3 separate regions of the Homo sapiens genome follow, and all the other regions are linked to region 1. Evidence: chromatin loops called from intact Hi-C (ENCODE). Cell type or tissue: PC-3. All regions are shown on one strand.

Region 1 (8,000 bases):
CGTGTCAATTAAAATTGTTCTTATCTTCTCATTAAATGAGGAAAATGCACCTGTCAGAGGCACTAAAAAATAATAAAACTGCACTTAAAATGTGTTGAGTCTACAGCTAGAGCTCTTCTCTAATTTAAAAATGATTCCTTTCCTTTTTTAAACAACAGGAGTAAAGACTGGTTGGATGTGACAAGTGATCTCCTTGCTCTCTTGTTGTTTTCTCTTAAGAGGGAGGGAGCAGCCACCCAGCCACCTGAAGGGAGGTGTCCTGGAAAGCAGGATGCAGATGGAATAGAGCAATGGGAAAAGGGGAAACCTCTTTCAGTGATTTAAGCATCATGTGATGGCAAAGTAAAATAGTACTTCCTTGGAAGACAGGCAGCTTCTTACACAGGTAAACATACACCTACCACGTGATCAAGCCGTTCTTATTTCTAGTTATTTACCCAAGAGAAATGAAAGTGTATATTCAGGCCCGGCACAGTGGCTCACACCTGTAATCCCAGCACTTTGGGAGGCGAAGGTGGGCGGATTACCTGAGGTCAGGAGTTCAAGATCAGCTTGACCAACATGGTGACACCCCGTCTCTACAAAAATACAAAAATTAGCCAGGCATGATGGTGGCTGCCTGTAATCCCAGCTACTCAGGAGGCTGAGGCAGGAGAATCACTTGAACTGAGCAGGCGGAGGTGGCAGTGAGCCAAGATAGCATCATTGCACTCCAGCCTGGGTGACAAGAGCAAAACTTCACCCCAAAAATAAATAGATAAAGTGTATACATGTGTCCATAACAATGTTATTTGTAATAGCCAAAACCTAGAAACAATGCACATGTATAACAACAGATGAAAATGGTATATCCACAAAATGGAACACTACTCAGCAAGAGTTCAAACGAACCACTGATATATACAATAACATGGATGAATCTCAAAATAATCACTTTCTGAGTTAAAGAAGCCACACAAAAATCCACACATACTGTGATTCCACTTATGTTAATTTTAGAAGGCATAAACTAATCTATAACATAGAAATCAGATCAGTTGGTTGCCTAGGGACAAGATGGTGGTATTACAAAGGAGTGCAAGGATACTTTTGGGGATGCTAAATATGTTCATTATCTTGATGTTCATGATGGTTTCACAGGTGTGTCAAAACACATACATATGCCATACATATGTCAAAACTCATCAAATTGTACATTTTAACTATGTACAGTTGATGTATGTCACTTATACCTTAATAAAGCTATTTTTATTTTATTTTATTTAATTTTTGAGACGAAGCTTCACTCTTGTCACCCAGGCTGGAGTGCAATGGTGTGATCTTGGCTCACTGCAACCTCCGCCTCCTGGGTTTAAGCGATTCTCCTGCCTCAGCCTCCCGAGTAGCTGGGATTACAGGCGCCCGCCACCATGCCCGGCTAATTTTTGTATTTTTAGTAGAGATGGGGTTTCACCACGTTGGCCAGGCTGGTCTCGAACTCCTGACCTCAGGTGATCCGCCTGCCTTGGCCTCCCAAAGTGCTGGGATTACAGGCCTGAGCCACCATGCCTGGCCAATAAAGCTATTTTTAAAGAAAAGCGTCAAAATAGGCTGAGTCTCCAGAGACAGGGAACAGGCTAGACATGGAGGAACACGTCCCATGAAGGACAGGAAGCCTCAGGGACAAACACAGAGAAAAAGATGTGTAATTATATTCCATTTAGGAGGAAGAGTACACTGAGGCAGTGCCCCCCCTCCCACCCCACTTGGCAACAGGTCCACAGAGCCTTTTGAACAGGAGCAAGAGGGCTACAGTGATGCACTAAGGTCCTGGAGAAGCAGAAGAGAGAAAGCCGACTGTTTGTGGCCCGCTCTCATAAGAGGGAAAACTGTCCAGTCCTGTGCACCAGAGTTAGAGTAGGCAAGAAGATAAGAATTTAAGAGAAACATGAACTTCTGCAAGCAGGACTCCTAATCTGACATCAAAGGCACCAACCCCAGAACCTTTCTTTACTCCATCTATGGCCCTTGAATTTATTAAGAGTGTTCACGCACAAGACGGAATACAAGCCCAGGGCAGGACTGTGAGAAGCACACTGACACCAGATGAGCAGGGGCTGCCCATGGAAGGGGCACTTCTGGGAGTAGTTCTGGTTTTTGGGTAGAGCCCCTCACCCTCTCTGCATGTTTCAAGCATTTATTTGTGCCAGGCACAATGCGAACTACTGGGGATATGGCTGTCCCAGGTGATGACATCACAGTGGAGGGCTGGACCAGGTGCTGGAGGTCTGTCTTGAGCCCCCAGCTCTGAGATGGAGCAAGGATCCAGTCACTAGAGTGTTTCCATCAGGACTCCCCAGGCCCTTCCATGCTGTGACACCAAAGATAGTTCCTGACAGCATCCAAGCTCATCATCCTCCACAGATACCAAGAGAGAGATTAGTTTTCTAAACCCATCGCAAAGTGAAGGTCAGTGCTAGGTTTTAAATCCCACCTAAACATTGTGCATTTTTAAATTTGCCTCTCAATCTTATCTGAATTAGGGATAGCTGATTGTCATCCCATTTTTGAGACCTCAGTCATCCTTCTGCGTGCATCACCACAACTAAGAGGAAGGAAAGAGCACTGGATGTGGAGTGAGGAGACATGGATTCTGTCACTACCCTGCTCTGCAGAACCCAATAGTATGTCATTGAAACAAAACAATACAAAACCCTGTCTACAAAAGAAGACTCATAAGTAAGGGGGTTTTGATGATTTCCCAGTTTACTTATGTCCTTAATTCTAAGGAAGTGCAATAAGAGACTTGTCAATAGGAAACCCTTTAAGTTTCAGGGAGGTGGGAGCTCCTTCCTTTCCTTTTATTTCAAATTATTTTAAGCATTAAAAAAGGGGGCGGGGAACTAGTCTGGTGTCACAAGAAAGAACAAAACCCTGTTCATAAGTTTCTCACTGGGTCTGAGGCAAATCACTTAACCTCTCTGGGCTTCAATTTTCTCAACTGTAAAATGGGAGTTGGATTAGGTATGGGTTGTGTTGTTGTCATAAACATTCATTCATTCATTCATTCAATATTTGAGAACCTACTCCATCCCAGGCATGTTCCAGGCAATAGGTTATAGAGTTAAAAAACAGGCAAGAACTCCCGCCTACATTTCAGAGGGACCAAAAATAGAGGACTAAATAAGATAATGTCAGATAGTGACAAGCACTAAGAAAACAATACACCAGGAGTGCTGGAGTTGGGGTGCAGTGCTGTTACTTTACTTTAGGAAGGGTGGTGGGGGACAGCTTCTCTGAGCTGGTGAGAGTTGAACTGAGTCTGGAATGATGAGAAGGAACCAGACACTTGCTTCCAAGCAGAGGTTACAGAAGGGCAAAAGCCCTGAAGTAGGAATAGGCTTACTTGGTGAAGAGAAGCTATCCCCTTTTCATTGTATACCCCATTCCTAGTGGTGTGTATTAATGCCACTTAAATATATTCATACAAGACATTTTAAAGAGGAGTAAAATATCATTGGATTTGAACAGTTCCTTCAAGGCAGGCCTTCTCTTCCACACGGCTCCTTTGTTCTTCTCCGGTTTCTGTCCTCATGGTCATAAATTCCCTTACGTACTCCAGGCAGCACTAAACAGGATTTAAATCAGTGCTTTTCAATCTTTTATAACAGCGACCCATAGTGAGAAGTAAACTTTATGTTGCAACCCACCATACATATAAAACTAAAGTTTTAAAAATTACCAACTTTACTATGACTCCCTGCAATACACTATCATACATTCTATTTTATTTCATTTTTTTAAATGCTAAGGTGATTTCATGGGAAACTTACTGTTTGAAAAACAGTATTCTAAACCAACACTGACTAGTAATTTTGTTCAAACACAAACCAAAACATGAAAAAATCCACCATTAACCTCAAATGCTACCTCCTTCTCCCTTTTTTCTGTATACATCCTTGCTTTGACACAATGAAATCTAAATTTCTCTGTGTAACTTGTAGAGGAAATGACCAGAAGGGGCATTTCCAGGAAAGCTGGAAGTGAAGGAAAGAAACCCAAATATGCAAATATGCAAACTGTTCACTAGGTGAGGATACACCATTGGTTTCAAAGACTGCCCAAGAAGGAAAGATTCATAGTCTTCACAATAACCAGAAGATGCGTTGGGGGTGGGGGTATGAGGTGGTGCTAGGTAAGCCATCAAATTTTAAGTTCCTGGAGGGAAGGCAGTCTGTATCCCTACCCTTCCCTCACCAGAATTTCAGCCCCATGTGGACTGATGTGTAACTACAGCACTCAGAACCATCCCTGGCACACAGCACATACATGGGTGCTCAAAAACAATTTGTTCCACAACTTTTGAATAATGGAGCTCATTGTCACCATCAAACCCTAACTTTGCATGTATACCCAAGTACTAAATTTTCCTGGAATGTATAAATGTCACGCAATAGCAAACTAACCTCCTGCTTATTTCCCACTCATTGTTCAAGCCCAGGTATTAATGAGGTATTTTTCTCAAGCACAAAGTGGGAAAAGGATATTTTCTATTGCAAGGTATAAGAGATAGTATTGACTGTAATGGAAAGATTCCACGTCTGTTAATGGCCATGGTAAACTCCTAAACAGCTGGAATTAAAATGAGTATGCTAATTTATTAAGTAGTTTCCCAAGGGAAACTAACCAGCAGGCTCTGTCAGCCAAGGGCGCTCTCTGATAGAACCATGGCAATTTCTCTGTGAAACACAGTTACCATCCTCACCCCTGAAGTCAGAAGTGCATGCACCCAATTTTCAGGAGCCCCGGGGTCCTGGTGTCGCAAAAATTACACCCGCAAGGCAAGCATTTTCCCACCTGCCACACAGCTGCCACACACAGAAAGCAGCTCCTTTCAACTACGCCCTTCAGCCCTAATTAGGGTCATCATTAATGATTTCAAATTACAACTGTTGCTTTATCTCAAAGCAGTGCTAAACAGGGGAGCTACCTTCATGATGGTTTTCTTTTAAGTCATTTATCTGCTCTTCTCTCAGGGGCAAAAAAGATGTTGAGACAAGTGTGAACCTGCCAGTGCTTCTTATTATAGATGCAGCCCTCCTCTCCTCCCTCCCTCTTTTCCACTCCAGCACCCCTCCCTGTCTGGCTTTCCTGAATTGAGGCAGTAGCCTCCGGGAAGAAACTGTAAGTGGCTCCGTTATCAAAACAAGGAGGGATTCACAGCAGAGGGAGTGAGTCAGGCGACCGAGGGAAGAACCCCTCCCTTATCCTGACAGGTCCATTTACCCCGTTCCCCCAGGTCAACAATAACTCGGGTTTCATAAAGGAAGAAAGTCTTAGAGGAGGAAAATCAACCCATTCAAATACAGGAGCATCTGCTTAACACAAGACGGAACGAACCCCGCTGCCAGACCGGTGGTGTGGGCAGGCGAATGTGTGCGTGTGCATAGGAACAAGCCTATATATGGATGAGACATTAGTGGCAACGAGAGGAGAGCCACCACGATTGACAAAGCCACAACTATTACGATTTGAAATATCCCCCGCAGGCACTGACTTTTGGTGCCAGAATCTCCCCGGATTTATTTTCAGGCAAGTGACTCACAACCTGGTCTCCATAAGTAATTCCATTAAAATGAGTCGCCGGTTCCACTAACCCGACTTTCCGCTGCCCTCTGGCTGCTCCTCCTTCCTCTCCGCCCATCCTGCAAACCCAGACAGCTCACAGACCGAGCAACCTTATCCCCAGGGGAGCAGACGGCAGGCTCTCTGGCCTGGCCCCCACCCTCGAGGAAGAATGAATGGGGCCGCGGGCGGGCGGGAGCGCAGGGAGGGGGCGTGCGGGCTGTGCGCGGGGTGTGTACGCGTGTGTGCGCGCGTGGGCACGCACCCCGGCCAACTTACGGAGGTGGAGTTGGTCCTCGCCTGGCCCTGGTTCCGTACCTCCTGCTCCCGGAACTGCAGCCCGGCCAGATGCTTCTCCAGCGCCTCCCAATCCATAGGTGGCACCGGGGGCTCTTCGGGGACGCACGTCCCGCCGTCTGGGGGCTGAAGGCAGAGCCCCCCAGCCGCCGGGCCGCGGCCACTGCGCCGGCCCCCAGCCGGCTGGGGCTTTTGGATCGCCCGGCGGGGGCCCCGGGAACAGCTCGGCCGGCCAGCCACCACCACGTTGCCATTGTGCCTGAGGTCCTGGGGGTCGTGCTGGTGGAGGTTGCCGTTGGGCACCGGGGGCGGCATGGCGGTGGTGGCGCTCCTGCCCCCGCCGCCGCCGCTGCGGGTCCTGGCGCTTACGTCCCCCGGTTCCCGGGCCGGAGAGCGGTCATCCCGGTACCCTCGCTGGTCGCGCTCGTCCTCCTCTTCCTCCTCCTCCCCGTCCTCCTCCGGCGCCCACTCATCAATCACCTTCTTCTGGTAGACCGGGAAGGGCTCCTCATAGTCCTCCAGGGCAGACACCAAGTCCAGGCTGCCCCCCGGCGACGATGAAGATTTGCACTCGGAGCAAGGGGTCACTTTGGTGGAGTTGGACTGTGAACTGGCGCGGCTGCTGCTGCTGCTGCTGCCGGCGTCACTGCCTAGATCCATCCCATCCTCTCGGTAATCCTAGGGGGAGGAGGTAGAGAGTGAGCTGCTGGGCCAAGCCTGCTCCAGCCTCCCGCCACCCGCCCCAAATGCCCCGGCTCAGTGCCCCGCACCCTGCGCCCGCTGGGTCAGAGGTGCGTCCCCCAAGGAGGCCTGGGGGCGGGAGCCAGCACCAGCCTGAGGCTTCCCTCCTGCCCGCCTTTCCTCTCGCACAACCAGACTTCCTGCCGGTAACTAACCCTCAAATTAGCAAAGGGGTGCCCAGCCACCAGCGCGCACACTTTTCATACAAGGGGCCCCGCGGCGCGCGCAGACTTTGTATTAACCATTTTGCGCCAGGCGCGCCCCTTTACCCCGCCCCAAGGATTCTCCGAGAACCAGACACTTTCCCAGGAAATTATAATTCCCTGGGGGCGGGAACTGAGAAGGGGGTGGGCGGCTACTAATTTCGCATCTCGCTCTAGGCGCTGAGACCACCCCCCGCCCCGGCCCGGCCCGGCCCGGCCCCGCCCCGCCCCGCCCCTTCCCCGCCCGCGGCTGGGAGCCCGGGTCCGCGCGCGAGCTGAGCTTTACTTTGTAAGGAACCGCTGGCAGTCGGAGGTCTCACTCCCGCCTCCGCGTCTCCCTGGCCGGCCCCTCCTCCCACCCGCCGGAAGGCTCGGGGTGGGGGGCGCTCTCGGCCCACGCCGGGCAGGGTGGTCCCCCGCCTCCCCAAAAGGTGTGCCTGGCCGGGGCGCGGCGGCAAGTCGCTGCAGGCGCCGTCACCGCCCTAGGGGAGGGAGGACGCGCCCTCCTGGCGGTGGAGCCGGTCCCGCCACCGAGCATGCCCAGAGGCTGCCGGGCGCGGCGCAGTCCGCAGTCCCGGTTTTCGCGGCGGCAGGCTGGAGCAGGAGGCAGGCTGGGATGGGGTTGGAGGGGCCAAGATAGGCCCAAAAGAAGGGGGCACTGGGCGTTAGGGGCGCAGGTCCAGCCAGTTAGCAAGGGCGGCGCGCTGGGAAGAGTGGTGTATTTTCACGCCGACACCCGTATTTTCTTGGCTTGCCTCAAGCCGTCTCTGCGTGACTCGTTACCCCGCCGAAGCCACCCGGCATCCCAAAGCACGAGCCTGGCGCCTCCTATTCCACGCGGAAGTGCCCGAGTGACCCTGTGAAGGACCTCCCTCCCCTCACACACGCACATACACAAGCCCATGTGGGAGCCCGAGTGACGTGTGCTCGGTGGTCATGCACCATCATTTCCCTTCCACCTTCCTCCTCGCCGCTTCCTCTCCCTCCACCGCGCAGCTCCAGCCGCCTTGCCGCCGCCGCATCCCCTTCCAAGTTCAGGCTGTGGGTGGAACCTGTTGCTTTAGCTCACGTTTCCCTTCCCCTCCGGGCTGCACGCTGAGGATGACCTCAGCGAGGTGTGTGTAAGGGGAATGGAGGGTAAGTGCGAGAAAGGAC
Region 2 (8,000 bases), 160 kb before region 1:
GGCATGATTGGTTTTGAAATCAGGGGTGGGATGATATGGTTTCGCCATGTCCCCATCCAAATCTCGTCTTGAATTGTAGCTCCCGTAATTCTCATGTGTCATGGGAGGGACCTGGTGGGAGGTAATTAAATCATGGGGGCTGGTTTTTCCCATGCAGTTCCCATGATAGTGAATAAGTCTTGTGAGATCTGATGGTTTTATAAAAGGGAGTTCCCCTGCACATGCCCTCTTGCCTGCTGCCATGTAAGATGTGACTTGCTCCTCCTTCACCTCCTGCCATGATCGTGAGGCCTCCCCAGCCATGTGGAACTGTGAGTCCATTAAACCTCTTTTTCTTTATAAATTACCCAGTCTCAGGTATGTCTTTATTAGCAGCATGATAACAGACTAATACACTATGCATGCCAAATTTTATTTGATTCAGGTATTTTGGGCCAGAAAACAAGACAACAAATGACCAAAAAGCTTCTATTTTGGGAGACTCAACCAATCAGTCAAGGTCTTCAGTGCATATGACTTCTCTAAAGGGCCAATAATCCTCTTCTATTGAGATCTTTTGGAGAATTCCATGGAAAGGTGTATGCATAGGTGGGAAGCTCTTTTTCATGATTTGGATGAAAATATGCTTGATTATAATAAATAGTTAAAAATATTTTAGCCAGGTGTGGTGGCTCATGCCTGTAATCCCAGCACTTTGGAAGGCCGAGGCAGGTAGATCACTTGATGTCAGGAGTTCGAGACCAGCCTGTCCAACATGGTGAAACCCTGTCTCTACTAAAAATAAAAAAAAATTAGCCAGGTGTGGTGGCATGTACCTGTAATCCCAGCTACTCAGGAGGCTGAGGCAGGAGAATTGCTTGAACCTGGGAGGCGAAGGTTGCAGTGAGCTGTGATCGCGCCACTGCACTCCAGCCTGGGTGACAGAGCAGGACTCCATCTTAAAAAAATAATAATTTTAAGTAGCTTTGGGTCAAAAGATATAACTGGCTAGAGTATAGTGAATATATCACTTTGGAGGAGAAGGAACTAGGTCAGCATTTCTTACACTAATTTCCTCTACATAACAGTGTTCCATGAGATGATACCTGGCATTCACTGAAAAATAAGAGTGGGATCCCTTGGGCAGGTTTTGAGAAAAATCTCTTAGAGATTTATAGTGCACACCAAAACAGTAAAGCTTCTGAGAAGTCCTGTAGATGTGTATTTAGTTCATGCATTCAATCAACAATACTTATTGTATACCTATTATGTGCCAGCACTGTTTAGGTATGATAAACTTAAACATAGCATTTGTGCCACTTTCTTGACCATGAAATCATGGTTTATGTAATATGCTAACACTACTTGTTGCAAAGAGTGGCATTTGGGAGATGTTGGCTAGGTCTTCCTGATCTTTTGTTAGCATTTGGCCGTCTAGGATAGATGCCCCTTAAAGTAAAGCTACTGCATGAAAACCATACCAATATTAAAAACTATGGGTACCAACTTTTATTTGATTCACATATTTGGGGCCATAAAACAACACAACAAATGGCCAAAAAGCTGATTTTCTCCTCCCAGAGAAGAGGAGCCTTCTTTAGGGAGCTGAGTTGTGGTGTTGGAGCTGATCAGTAACACTGGGTAGGATTTGCCCATAGGCTATAAAATATAAAACCAAAGATGAGACAGCAAATGAACTAGGGCTGAAACAAAAAACAAAACCTGCATCTCAGGACAACTGAGTAATCCACCCAGAGACTGTGGGAAAACTCTAGGTTTGGGGGAAAAGAATGGCGTTTTAGGAAGCAGAATTGGAGAGGGAGGGGGCTCAAATCAAGTGTGATGTGAGAGAAGCCTAGAAAGTTCTCAAAATCTTTGATGCCTGGTTATCAGCATTTTTACAGGGTGCTGGTGACCTTGGCCATGGTGGCTAGGGGACTATCAAGGACAGATGTGATAGCTAAGATAATGTGTCCACTCATATGAACTCCTGTATTTTACTAGTGATCTTTATTCTGTTAAACTGGCCAATTGCTTCATGGCAGCCATTTTGAAAAATGACAACTGCAGAGAAAGTCCTAGAATGAGTTTTACATAGTTTTGAAGCACAAGCAAGCTTCACGATTCTCCAAATAGCTTTTGACACAGAGGATAGTAGTTGAGGGAAGAGAGTGTGCAAAACGGGTTAAGGCAGGGGTCCTCAGTGCAGGGGCCCCCACCTTTGGGCTGTGGGCTGGTACCAGTCCATGGCCTGTTAGGAACTGGGCTGCACAGGAGGTGGTGAGCAGTGCCAGTAAGAATTACCGCCTGAGCTCTGCCTCCTGTCAGATCAGCAGATCACAGGAGTGTGAACTCTACTGTAAAATGCATATGTGAGGGATCTAGGCTGTGCACTCCTTAAGAGAATCTAACTCATGCCTGATGATCTTCGGTGGAACAGTTTCATCCCAAAACCATCCCTGCCTGCCACCCCTGTGGAAAAATTGTCTTCCATCAAACCAATCCCTGGTGCCAAAAAGGTTGGGACCACTAGGTTAGGTGACTGAGTGGCTAGTTAAGTACATTTTCTCATTTTTCCTCTGTGGATTTAAAAAGATCTTGCTCACCATTTTTCACATAACTTTTTATATATTTAATGACACTTAACAAGTGATCTCCTCCCAAAAGCCCCATCAGCCTCTGTGGGCTTTTCTTCTTCAACCCGTTTCTCCAGATGAAAAAAGAATCCAATTACTGTAGCTTTCCTAGTTAATGGTCAATTTCTCAGCCCATTTATCATTTTCATTGATTACCAAAAGAGACTCTCGGTTTATGAACTCATTTTCAGGAGCCAGACTTAGTCAAGGCTGGTCCATGCTAGTGCATGCTAGTCTCATATGCATCAATCAATACTATTCTCCTGACTGGGCACAGTGGCTCACCCCTGTAATCCTAACACTTTGAGAAGCTGCAGCAGGAGGATCACTTGAGCCCGGGAGTTCAAGGGCAGCCTGGAAAACATAGCAAGACCCTGACTCTACAAAAAACTTTTAAAAATTAGCCAGGTGTGGTGGTGTGTGCCTCTAGTCCCAGCTACTCAGGAGGCTGAGGTAGGAGGATTGCTTGAGCCCAGGAATCTGATGCTGCATTGAACTATTATTGTGCCACTGCACTCCAGCCTGAGCAACAGTGAGACCCTGTCTTTAGAAAATAAACAAAAATAAAAATAAATGCTGTCTTCTCAAAGTCCAGTGCCTGAGTAAACCTCAAACCTAGACACTTGAGTTGTGGTATTCAGAGATGGGGAGACATGCTTCCATGGAAGGATTTTTATTGTGTACGTGGTTTGTAAAATAACTGCTTGTTTCTTGATGATGAGATGTGCTCATCATTCCTGTGTGTATAATTCAATACATGGTTAATATTTACACGTGTCAAGTTTTCATCAGTCTTTTCAAAATGGCCTTTCAAAGGTAAAGACTAATGGGAACTTTTGAACACTCGAGCCTCATTTCTTCCTGAAGACCCTCTGAGGATGAAGCCATGTGCAGGCAGAAACAGAGGGCTCTGTCTGGCCCAGAGACCTGCCTCATGAAACCCTTGTTCCTGAACAGCAAGAGGAAATCCCGCTCCCCTTGGCTCCACTCACAGAGCCATAGTTCACATTTGTGGTAGTTTTAGTTTCCCTCTTTGTGAGGTAAGCAGCTTTCTCCCAACCAACCCCATGTCAGCGCCCCTTCTTTATTTTGGCTTCCAGAATGAGTGTTGGAGTCCTGCTGTCACTGAGGGCAGGGCCTGGACTTCCTGCCGGCCCCTCCCCACACAGGATGAGCTCACAGGCCTTCCCCTATTGTGTTTCCCTCACTATTACTGCTGAACCTTGTGGAGTTCACACCATTCTTTTAAAACCATTCTTTTTGAGGAATGAGACTCTGTCAGGGTGAGTTGTTTGCGGAAGTAATGCTGTTTCAATGTTTTAGTGTTGCTGTTGATACCTCCCTGGAGTCCAAGAGAAAGTGAAAGTTCATGTTTACTCTTTTATGGGAAACATCCACCTCCCTCCTCACACTTCTTCCTCAAAGGTCTGGCTTTGGTTCCCTCTGGTGTTCACTATAGCAAGTGGGCCAGATGGAGCTTCTGTTGGTTGGCTATGAAATGGAAGGCTTGGTTTTTTGCAAGACATGTGATCGACGGAGCCATGTTGAAGTCTTTAAAACATAGCCCAGTTGGATCCCATAACTTACCAGTCACGCCTGGGACAATCACAATTTCCAGCTTCCATTCACATCAAAGCTCTGTCCCTCCTCCCCAGGCAAGCTAGAGTGCTCAGCGGAGGCCTATCTGAGGAGGTGACGGCAAGCCCAAGGGCCAGCTCATTTTTTTTTTTTTTTTTTTTTGAATCAGTCTCACCGTAGCCCAAGCTGGAGTGCAGTGGTGCAATCTTGGCTCACTACAACCTCCAGCCCCAGGGCTCAAGTGATTCTCGTGCTTCAGCATCCCTAGTAGCTGGGACTACAGGTACGTGCCACCACACCTGGCTAACTCTTTTGTGTTTTAGTGTTGCCCAGGGTGGTCTCAAACTCCTGAGCTCAGGTGATCTGCCTGCCTCGGTCTTCCAAAGCGCTGGGATTACAGGCGTGAGCCACTTCGCCTGGCTGGGCCAGTTCATTTTTATACTCGAATCATGACCATGGAATGCTGAGTCAGACACACTTTTGCTTACATAAAACCCAACACTGGCTTCTGCTGTCCTCATAAGTACAACTTCTAACTTGGTTTACAAGCCCTTGGTGACCTTGCCCATCCTTGTCCTGCCAGCCTCCTTTCTCCACATTCCATAGCCATCCTATCACTCACATTCTTCACAGCATTCCCTAATTAAAAGCTGAGGATTTCTTCACAAACCAAGACCTCTGCATGTGTTCCTCTCTCTGACTCAAATCCTCTTTCGCCCAGTTCTCCTTCCTCTTCTTCATTCTGCTTGTTTAAACTCCATTCATGTTTTAAATCTCAGATTTCCTCCAGAAAGTCTTTCCTGGCCCCCCAGACTAAGCTAGGTTTCCTAGCCCTATAATCATTAGTCTTTGTTGTGATTGCCTGTGTCCCCATTGGACCATCAATTCTGTAAAGCAGGGGACCATATTTGCCATATTTACCACTTGATCTCTGGCACTGAGCACAATGCCTGGCACATATTGTATGCTTAATAAATATGGGATGAGTGATGGTTTTAAAGTGGCTGTGGGTCCCTGAAAGCAGTAGCAGAGTTAGAAGGCTTTTCAGACCAGGTTCCTTGTATTGCAGGGGCATGAAGTAGGCTGATGCTGACATGGCTGGGACCCAGAAACATCAGCACAAAGGAGATGAGTCTGTCTGTTCTTTGACAGCAGGAAGTAGCTGCAAAAATGTGCTGCAAGGCAAGGAGTGGTGTGTGTGCAGCCCAGGCTCAGAGATGGCAGGCTTGAGGCCTCTGTCCAGATTCCACAGGCCTGCCTTGCTCAGGGCCAGTTGGAGTGCTTTGCCTGATAGACCCCAGAGGGGACTTTTGACTCGACATTTCATGAGGGCCCTGTATCTAATCCGCAGATCTGTCTCAACCCATCTGTTGAAGTTTCTCCACTCAAATGTCAGTCCTAATTGGAGATTGGTGATTTGTTCCCTCAAAGTCAGGCAAAGGCCAAAAGGGGCTGCAGGACTTGGCGAGAGAGGAGTGGCGAGGGCTCAGCTGGAGGGTGGGGGCTATTTGCTTGGCCCCCATTGTGTCTCCAAGGGCTTTTCTGTATGACTTGGGAGATGCTGGGAAATCACTCTCCCAGGCTGACTGAAGGCTGGGAGAAAACAGCAGAGAACAAACTCCTCTCTAGTTTGTTGCCTGGGCTGCCACTGACCCCATTTCTGCTCTCTGCCTCAAGATCAGGCCTTGTGTGGCATGCTGGGTGGTGAAGAGGGTATCCTGACAGGTATGTGGGAGAAGGGCTGGTGCCTTGCAGTGGACCCGAGGCCTGGCAGCTTCCAGTGGGCCCACATTCTACTCCCCATTTAGTAAGACAGACAGGTTAGTGGTCAACAGTGTGGACACTGAAGCTGGGCCGTCAGGGTTTGAATCTCAGCCCTGCCATTTATGCCTGGCTATGCAATCCTAGGCAAGCTACTTAAAAGTTCTTTGCCTCTCTTTCTTCCTTTGTACGTATCTCATAGTTTCAAAGTCCTTAGAATACTGTAAATATTTACAATACTGAAGCAGCATTTTCATCTATAAAATGAGAGGATTGGACTCAATGAACTCGAAGAACCCTTTTGATGTAAAACTCACAACCTGCCTGGGTTCAAATCCTGACTTCACCACAGACCAGCTGGTAGTTCTCAAGGTTAGGGACTGTACTTGTACCTGGCTCAATTCTGGTGTGACCAAAGTACCTGAGACAGCACCTGGCACATAATAGGTACTCAGAAAATGTTGTTGTTATTGTTGGTCGGTTTTTTAGAAACGGGGTCTCACCCTGTTGCCCAGGCTGGAGTTCGGTGATATGATCATAGTTCAATGGAACCTCCAACCCCTGGGCTCAGGAGATTTTCCTGCTTCAGTTTCCTGAGTAGCTGGGACTACACCACCATGCCAGGCACACACCACCATGCCTGGCTAATTTTTATTTTTATTTTTGTAGAGACAGGGTCTTGCTATGCTGCTTAGGCTTATCTCAAACTCCTGACCCGAAGTGGTCTTCCTGCCTTGGCCTTCAAAGTGCTGGGATTACACGTGTGAACCACTGCTACTGGCTGGTCTCTAATCAGGAAATTTTGAATGGGTGGTGCATGGATGAGAATCCCATGAAGAGGTATAAATAACTGTTATGAAGCAATGAATACGGGCTTGCCTCGGCCCAGGGGCCAAAGCCTTCAGGAAGAAGAAAAGACCGCCCCCATCTTAACAGATGGATTTGTGGTCTTGAGGAGCACCAAAGCCCTGAAGAAAAGGGGGGAAACTAGGGTTTGGGAGACCAAGAGTAGAGGAATATGCAGAGGAAGTCACCATACACTATGGCCTGCCCTCCTGAGCAGGAATGCTTGCTTCCTGCTGACCTGGAAACCAGCTGTCCAGCAGAATGGAAAAACAGGTGGACTTAGACCCAAAGACCTGAGTATGAATCCAGCCCTGCTCTTCTCTACTGTGTGCCATGGCACAGAGCACACACACGCCATGCCAGACAATTGATTTTAATCAACTTTATCTAGTTGATAAAGTACTTACAATATTGAGAGAATGAATGGGAGCATCACTAAATACCTTCTCAGGATGCCAAATTTCATCTTTTGACATGAAAATGTTTAGTTTTCAAAGTCGTTTTAACATACCTTCCCATACACAGAATGCCCCTGCAGGGCAGGAACCTTTCTTATGCCCATTTTGGAGATTTGATTCAGAGCAATTGCTCAAGATCTGCTGGCTAGTTTGAACTCAGGTCTTTGGACTGCAAATTTTTCTTTCCCCTCTGCCTCCTAGTATGCGGCATGAATCTCCAGACTAAAGTGAGACCTTTTAGATGGCTGAATAAGGAAGAAACCTGGAGAACATACATGTGGGTTAGAAGTCATTATGGCTCCGAGATCGCAGGCTGATGCCATTGTTACTGGGAACTGGAGACAGAGCTGAAGGACCCAGGGAGCCGGCCGGCCCAGCTATTAACACCTCAGGGAGCTCAGCTTGTGCATGGATGAGGCATCCAGGAAGGCAAGACAAGGTAGATGCCAGGCTCATAAGAGGGAAATTCTTCTAAAGAAGGGAAAGCACTGGAGGGAAATAAGTGTAATTGCTTCTCATTTGAGATATTCAGCAATGTCTGATGTATATCTCCAGGGAGGATACTTTCAGTTTAGGGGAGGATTTGAGAACTTGGTTTGGGGATTCTAAGCCTAGCATGAACAGTGAAGAAAATCTTTTATGCCTCTGTACAGAATCATCACCAAGCAACTTTCAGGCACATATTCATTCATTCTCAACTCTGAGTACTTACTATGTGCCAAACACAGTCCTGGGCCCTTTG
Region 3 (8,000 bases), 600 kb after region 1:
TGGTAAAGGCCGGATCCCTAGCAGTGAGAACTTCTGCAGATGTACTTTGAAACAGGACTGGTTGTTCTCACATCCAGTCTACTCAACACCATCAGTGCCCTCTCACCACACACTGTGGCCCCCTCTCTGAGGCCACAGATGGTCCTAGAATTGGGGGAAAAAGGCCAGCTCACCTGGGCAAGAATTTTACTGCCAGCATCTACCAATCTTCCTTACCTTCCCTGCCTCTGCGGGCCCATCTAGGTGGTGCAAAACTTCTCTGAAAAGAAGTGACAAAGAATAGTTTGTAAACCTATGGAATTAAGTTTTATCTCTTGTCTTCTCTTCTCTTCCTCCTCTATCATGGCCAGCATTTGATAGTCTTACCTTCACAGCAAAGGCAACCTTAGATATAGACAAAATATATCTATTTTGTAGATACAAATGAGCTACCTGGGACGTAAAATACATAAAGGTAGGGATTATGTCTGTTTTGCTTCCTTCTGTAACACCAGGGCTGGTAACCTGGTAGAAACTCATCCAATATTGACTTACTAATTAATTAATTCAAGAATTCTGCCTGAAAATACTTTCTTCCATCTTCAAAACAATTCATGACGCTTTAAATGTCCACTTAAATATAGCATTATATTCCAGGATTGAGATTCAAATGTTATCTGTAAAGGACAACATTTTAAGCTAAGATGACCCAATGAGAATTTAACTCACTTTATTTTAATGTATTATTAATCAATCATTTAGCAGGGTGCACTAAAAAAGAGATGCAAAACAGAAATTATGAGCTGCAATGTTATGACTAGAGCCCTAAACTGAAAGTAGAAAGTTCTCGGTTCCAATTTCAGCTCCGTGACTTGGATGACCAATTTTCCTTTTCAGAAAATGGAAATCAATTATTCTGCTTTGCTTTATCAATAGTGTTGCTATAGGGAGGCAAATGAGATAAGGACTATGAAAACTCATGTTATAAAAAGCTATAGAAGTACAAGAATTTCACAGTAGCTGAATCCAGTAGATTTTCATGTTCAAATGGCAAGAAATACCTGTGCTGGTATTGATTTCTGGGCAACAGGAATGTTGGGTGAGTCCCCAGCAGAATAAATAAGTAGGGGTCAAAGGCAAACCTTGCCAATTTTTAGTTTGATCAATGGCAGCCTTGTATATGCAAGTCCACCAGTCAGACTAGGAAATACCAGGGTTGCCTCCTACAGAATTTAATTTTATGATATAGGCAGGATTAAGTTTCCAATATCCCTAGTATTTGCAGATGCATTAGACACATGCCCCATAACAGTATCTACCCCAGCTTACCAGCGGCCACTCCCAACAGCCTCTTGGAAGACTTGCTGAGGGAGCACACCTCGAATACTAAAATATTCTTTAATATTTCCTCTAGGAAGAATTCTGAGCCTTTGTCTTGAAATCAGCTACTGGCTGATTAGAGGGATCCTTCAATTTTTCCTTTGCATAAAGTACTCCTGTAACCTGAGGAAACCATCCTCCAGCCTCCACACAGAAGAAAATCTGATAAATATATTTAAATGCTCCCGAATGCACACTGCTGCACTTGGTGCTAGAAAGGGTAATATCCCCAAATTCTTGAGCTAGTTCTTTTATATTAAATCACTTAATTTATTTGGGGGAGTAAAGGAGCTAGTGTTAAAGTTTAATTACAATCCAGTGCCCACAAAGAATCCACTTTTCTGAAGGACCCAAGACTTGTCCCAACATAATTTTAACTCCAAAGACATCAAAGACAGATTATAAGAATTCTCATGTCAATGGATGTCAGGTTGGCAAAGCCATAACTGAGAGTACAGCAGGATTTCTAACTGTTATGTGTTATGCTCCACGGTTAGCTTGACCCAGATCTAAAACTGCATCTTTGAAGATTGTGCCATTGTTGATGAAAGTTACAAAAGAGCAGGAAACAGAAATGGATGATATAATTTTTGTAAATTATATAAGTTTGCTCAAAGTTGGATGAAGAGTTATCTAATTTATCACATGCTGCTGGTATTTAAAAGGAAGGTTTGTTTGGATTTTTTTTTTTAAACAGTGGAAACGGTTGCTTAGCAACTCCTTCCTGCATTGCATGAATCTGTTAGGATTTCCACCTGCTGGAGAAAAACATCAATAAAATTATTTCTTTGAAAATCAGAAAAGTAGGAAAATGAGCCAGCGACTCAAATGCATGATGCACTTGCAAGATGCCAAAGACTTCCAAAGACACATATGTATTTACTTCAAAACAAAAAAACAGATGCTTTGGCCGGGCGCGGTGGCTCATGCCTGAATCCCAGCACTTTGGAAGGCCTAGGTGGGGAGATCACGAGGTCAAGAGATGGAGACCACCCTGGCCAACATGGTGAAACCCTGTCTTTACTAAAAAAAAAAAAAAAAAAAAAATACAAAAATTAGCTGGGCATGGTGGCACATGCCTGTAGTCCCAGCTACTCAGGAGGCTGAGGCAGGAGAATTGCTTGAACCCGGGAGGCAGAGGTTGCAGTGAGCCGAGGTCGAGCCACTGCACTCCAGCCTGGCAACAGAGTGAGAATCTGTCTCAAAAAAAAAAAAAGAAGCTTTAACATTTTATAAAATATACTTTAATAGAATTTAACAATAGCCCCAGCTTCACAAAATGAGGCTTGTTTCAGTATAGTTTCTGTTGTAATTGAAAATACAGACATAGCTTTATGTTCACAGAGAATACACAATTGCCTGTGTAATATAATCTGAGGGATAAACCAAAGTCCTGCCATCCCCCACATCTGTCTTTCTCTGGCACATAGTACCTGAAGTTACCACTCTTGGAGTCAGTCCCTGAGTTGAGCATTTGTATTCAGAAGACCCTGTTAACATGATGTGCCATCTGGGTGGACTAATACCTTAACACCTTGTGATATGTGCTATCATCACAGTATATATTTGGACATGCAAATAGAACATTCAAGACATTTATTTGCCTCATGAGGCAATTGAGCTTAGGGTATGTGTCCCTAGTGATGCTTCAATCATAATTAAGGTAACTAAGTAGTTTGTGTAGCAAAGGCTCCTAACTACAGGCCTACATCCATTTCACCTTTCTTTCATAGCAGTAAAATTCCTACTTTTAGTTTGGTACATTTTTCAGTTTCCCTTGCCTGTATGTAATCATGTGCCTAATTTTGGTGAATAAGATGTAAATACAAGTACTGTATAGCACAAAGCTGCCTAAAATAAAGATGTGGTTGATGGAGCTCTAGCAGCCACATTAGACCATGAAGTCAAGAATGAAATGTGAGAACAGTGGAACTAAGATCTAGAAAATGCTTAATCATGGTATACCTTCCAAAAGAGCTCTAGAGAAAAATAAGACTTTATGATATTTAATGCACTGTTATTTTGGGCTTTCTGTCACACGCAGCTGAACCTCTTTTTTGGGGGGGAGGGGATGGAGTCTCTCTCTGTCACCCAGGCTGGAGTGCAATGGCGTGATCTCGGCTCACCACAGCCTCTGCCTCCCAGGTTCAAGCGATTCTCCTGCCTCAGCCTCCCAAGTAGCTGGGATTACAGGCATGTGCCACCATGCTCAGCTAATTTTTGTATTTTTACTAGAGACAGGGTTTCACCATGTTGACTAGGCTGGTCTCGAACTCCTGACCTCAGGTGATCCGCCCACCTTGGCCTTACAAAGTGCTGGGATTATAGGTGTTAGCCACCGCGCCTGGAGAGCTGAACCTAATTCTAATTATAGTAGGCTTACACAATAAAGCAAAGCTTGACTGAGAGTTTAGTAAGCATTTTTAAAATACTTTTAAAGACAGTAAGACAAAGCAATAAACCTGAGATTCAGTAGCAAAGAAAATATGGCCACTCCCTACTTTGTGAACATCTGATTTGTACATACCTAGTACTGTAAAAGGCAGGTCAGTGGGGAAGCAGGAAGTATAACCTGAGAGTTTCTTATTGTAGCAAAAAGGCCAGGAGTGATCATAGCTCTGGCAGAGAACCCAAGGACAACCTTTTGACATGACTCATTTACTTTTGGGTTTTATGATCCCTTAGAAGTTTTATAAAGTAAGTTTAAAGGGGTTACCACTTGGGTGAATTTAACTTGCCAAGCTATTAACAAATATAGCACAATTATACTTTGAATTCATTTCTTGATTTTTTTTCTAAACTACTTTGCATATTTAACCTAAAGATTAAAGATTCCCAGATTTGCACTCAGATGGATTTCTAAGCTTTTGTAAGTTAAGGCAGTTAATCACCATGTAATTATGGTGAAAGAGAATGCTCTCTGCCTGGTACACATATGCAGAGAATGAGGCCTGATGTGCTCATACCTCAAGCGTAGTGTATGCAGTGTTCAGGTGTGGGCTTTGAAGCCAGACTTCCCAACCTCCAGTATGGTTCTGCTACTAGTGTGTGACCTTGGGCAGATAATAAACACTCTTTGCCTCAGTTACTTCCTGTAAAAGGGGAGAGATAATCACATCCTACTTTCTAGGATTGTTACAAGGATCAAGTGAGATAATACATGAAAAATGAGGCTGGGCATGGTGGCTCAAGTCTGTAATCCCAGCACTTTGGGAGGCCTAGGTGGGAGGCTTACCTGAGCTCAGAAGTTCAAGACCAGCCTGGCCAACATGGTGAAACCCCATCTCTACTAAAAATACAAAAATTAGGGCATCCCTGTCTTGTGCCAGTTTTCAAAGGGAATGCTTCCAGTTTTTGCCCATTCAGTATGATACTGGCTGTGGGTTTGTCATAGATAGCTCTTATTATTTTGAGATACGTCCCATCAATACCTAATTTATTGAGAGTTTTTAGCATGAAGGGTTGTTGAATTTTGTCAAAGGCCTTTTCTGCATCTATTGAGATAGTCATGTGGTTTTTGTCTTTGGTTCTGTTTATATGCTGGATTACATTCATTGATTTGTGTATATTGAACCAGGCTTGCATCCCAGGGCTGAAGCCCACTTGATCATGGTGGATAAGCTTTTTGATGTGCTGCTGGATTCGGTTTGCCACTATTTTATTGAGGATTTTTGCATCAATGTTCATCAAGGATATTGGTCTCAAATTCTCTTTTTTGGTTGTGTCTCTGCCCAGCTTTGGTATCAGAATTATGCTGGCCTCATAAAATGAGTTAGGGAGGATTCCCTCTTTTTCTACTGATCAGAATAGTTTCAGAAGGAATGGTACCAGTTCCTCCTTGTACCTCTGGTAGAATTCGGCTGTGAATCCATCTGGTCCTGGACTCTTTTTAGTTGGTAAGCTACTGATTATTGCCACAATTTCAGAGCCTGTTATTGGTCTATTCAGAGATTCAACTTCTTCCTGGTTTAGTCTTGGGAGGGTGTATTTGTCAAGGAATTTATCCATTTCTTCTAGATTTTCTAGTTTATTTGCATAGAGGTGTTTGTAGTATTCTCTGACGGTAGTTTGTATTTCTGTAGGATCGGTGGTGATATCCCCTTTATCATTTTTTATTGCGTCTATTTGATTCTTCTCTCTTTTCTTCTATATTAGTCTTGCTAGTGGTCTATCAATTTTGTTGATCCTTTCAAAAAACCAGCTCCTGGATTCATTAATTTTTTGAAGGGTTTTTTGTGTCTCTATCTCTCTCACCACTCCTATTCAACATAGTGTTGGAAGTGCTGCCCAGGGCAATTAGGCAGGAGAAGGAAATAAAGGATATTCAATTAGGAAAAGAGGAAGTCAAATTGTCCCTCTTTGCAGATGACATGATTGTATATCTAGAAAACCCCACTGTCTCAGCCCAAAATCTCCTTAAGCTGATAAGCAACTTCAGCAAAGTCTCAGGATACAAAATCAATGTACAAAAATCACAAGCATTCTTATACACCAATAACAGACAAACAGACAGCCAAATCATGGGTGAACTCCCATTCACAATTGCTTCAAAGAGAATAAAATACCTAGGAATCCAGCTTACAAGGGATGTGAAGGACCTCTTCAAGGAGAACTACCAACCACTGCTCAAGGAAATAAAAGAGGATACAAACAAATGGAAGAACATTCCATGCTCATGGGTAGGAAGAATCAATATTGTGAAAATGGCCATACTGCCCAAGGTAATTTACAGATTCAATGCCATCCCCATCAAGGTACCAATGACTTTCTTCACAGAATTGGAAAAAACTTCTTTAAAGTTCATATGGCACCAAAAAAGAGCCCGTGTCGCCAAGTCAATCCTAAGCCAAAAGAACAAAGCTGGAGGCATCACGCTACCTGACTTCGAACTATACTTCAAGGCTACAGTAACCAAAACAGCATGGTACTGGTACCAAAACAGAGATATAGATCAATGGAACAGAACAGAGCCCTCAGAAATAACGCCACATATCTACAGCTATCTGATCTTTGACAAACCTGAGAAAAACAAGCAATGAGGAAAGGATTCCCTATTTAATAAATGGTGCTGGGAAAACTGGCTAGCCATAGGTAGAAAGCTGAAACTGGATCCCTTCCTTACACCTTATACAAAAATTAATTCAAGATGGATTAAAAACTTAAACGTTAGACCTAAAACCATAAAAACCCTAGAAGAAAACCTGGACATTACCATTCTGGACATAGGCATGGGCAAGGACTTCATGTCTAAAACACCAAAAGCAATGGCAACAAAAGCCAAAATTGACAAATGGGATCGAATTAAACTAAAGAGCTTCTGCACAGAAAAAGAAACTACCATCAGAGTGAGCAGGCAACCTACAAATTGGGAGAAAATTTTCACAACCTACTCATCTGACAAAGGGCTAATATCCAGAATCTACAATGAACTCAAACAAATTTACAAGAAAAAAACAAACAACCACATCAAAAAGTGGGCAAAGGACATGAACAGACACTTCTCAAAAGAAGGCATTTATGCAGCCAAAAAACACATGAAAAAGTGCTCCACCATCACTGGCCATCAGAGAAATGCAAATCAAAACCACAATGACATACCATCTCACACCAGTTACAATGGCAATCATTAAAAAGTCAGGAAACAGGTGCTGGAGAGGATGTGGAGAAATAGGAACACTTTTACACTGTTGGTGGGACTGTAAACTAGTTCAACTATTGTGGAAGTGGATGTGGCGATTCCTCAGGGATCTAGAACTAGAAATATCATTTGACCTAGCCATCCCATTACTGGGTATATACCCAAAGGACTATAAATCATGCTGCTATAAAGACACATGCACACGTATGTTTATTGCGGCATTATTCATAATAGCAAAGACTTGGAACCAACCCAAATGTCCAACCATGATAGACTGGAATAAGAAAGTGTGGCATATATACACCATGGAATACTATGCAGCCATAAAAATGATGAGTTCATGTCCTTTGTAGGGACACGGATGAAATTGGAAATCATCATTCTCAGTAAACTATCGCAAGAACAAAAAACCAAACACCGCATATTCTCACTCATAGGTGGGAATTGAACAATGAGAACACATGGACACAGGAAGGGGAACATCACACTCTGGGGACAGTTGTGGGGTGGGGGGAGGGGGAAGGGATAGCTTTAGGAGATATACCTAATGCTAAATGACGAGTTAATGGGTGCAGCACACCAGCATGGCACATGCATACATATGTAACTAACCTGCACATTGTGCACATGTACCCTAAAACTTAAAGTATAATAATAATAAAATAAAATAATAAAATAAAAAAATAAAAATATAAATCACAATTACAACAACAACAAAAATACAAAAATCAGCTGGGCGTGATGGCACACATCTATAATCCCAGCTACTCAGGAGGTTGAGGCAGAAGAATGGCTTGAACCCCAGAGGCAGAGGTTGCAGTGAGCCGAGATCACACCACTGCACTCCAGCTTTGGTGACAGAGCAAGACTCCATCTCAAAAAAGAAAAAAATAATAATAGAATTATGTTGGATATGTGGTAAGTGCTCAAAAAATTACAGCCATAATGAGTACCTCCTCCCCCGGATGAAGGTGTGAGTGTTGGTGATGGAAACAGGGCAGCA

What was found. Peaks named below come from ENCODE experiments on the same cell type or tissue, not always from the same donor. Only the 100,000 strongest peaks of a DNase experiment are listed, where the experiment ranks them.
Region 2: it touches region 1 in a loop (10-fold over the local background); 2 of 110 quality-filtered maps call a loop at or near these places.
Region 3: a loop joins it to region 1, with 4 times the contacts of the local background. A loop is called at or near these places in 2 of 110 quality-filtered maps.

The regions. Positions count from the first base shown.
Region 1 is chr3:159,763,022-159,771,021 of GRCh38, reverse strand. All of the region lies in intron 4 of IQCJ-SCHIP1 (IQCJ-SCHIP1 readthrough), which reads right to left. SCHIP1 (schwannomin interacting protein 1) reads right to left here. Exons shown (of 8, transcript NM_014575.4): 2 at 5,884-6,579. IQCJ-SCHIP1-AS1 (IQCJ-SCHIP1 readthrough antisense RNA 1) reads left to right here and starts at 2,410. Exons shown (of 3, transcript NR_121669.1): 1 at 2,410-2,448; 2 at 2,523-2,718; 3 at 5,279-5,640. RefSeq lists an enhancer at 6,353-6,930 and silencers at 7,029-7,108, 7,219-7,438. In PC-3, CTCF peaks have their summits at 4,060 and 4,265; DNase peaks (open chromatin) are centred at 5,211, 5,581, 7,071, 7,771 and 2 weaker places; H3K4me3 peaks cover 4,558 bases; H3K27ac peaks cover 3,507 bases.
Region 2 is chr3:159,925,621-159,933,620 of GRCh38, reverse strand. The region is part of intron 9 of IL12A-AS1 (IL12A antisense RNA 1); the gene reads left to right. Among named protein-coding and RNA genes, the nearest start is that of IL12A, 59 kb to the left of the region's middle. RefSeq lists an enhancer at 3,787-3,936. In PC-3, a CTCF peak has its summit at 4,060 (motif pointing left); DNase peaks (open chromatin) are centred at 3,950 and 4,740; H3K4me3 peaks cover 708 bases; H3K27ac peaks cover 2,940 bases.
Region 3 is chr3:159,160,195-159,168,194 of GRCh38, reverse strand. All of the region lies in intron 1 of IQCJ-SCHIP1 (IQCJ-SCHIP1 readthrough), which reads right to left. All of the region lies in intron 1 of IQCJ (IQ motif containing J), which reads right to left. Among named protein-coding and RNA genes, the nearest start is that of IQCJ-SCHIP1, 95 kb to the right of the region's middle. In PC-3, no CTCF peak of the experiment used is centred here; a DNase peak (open chromatin) is centred at 3,924; H3K27ac peaks cover 1,973 bases.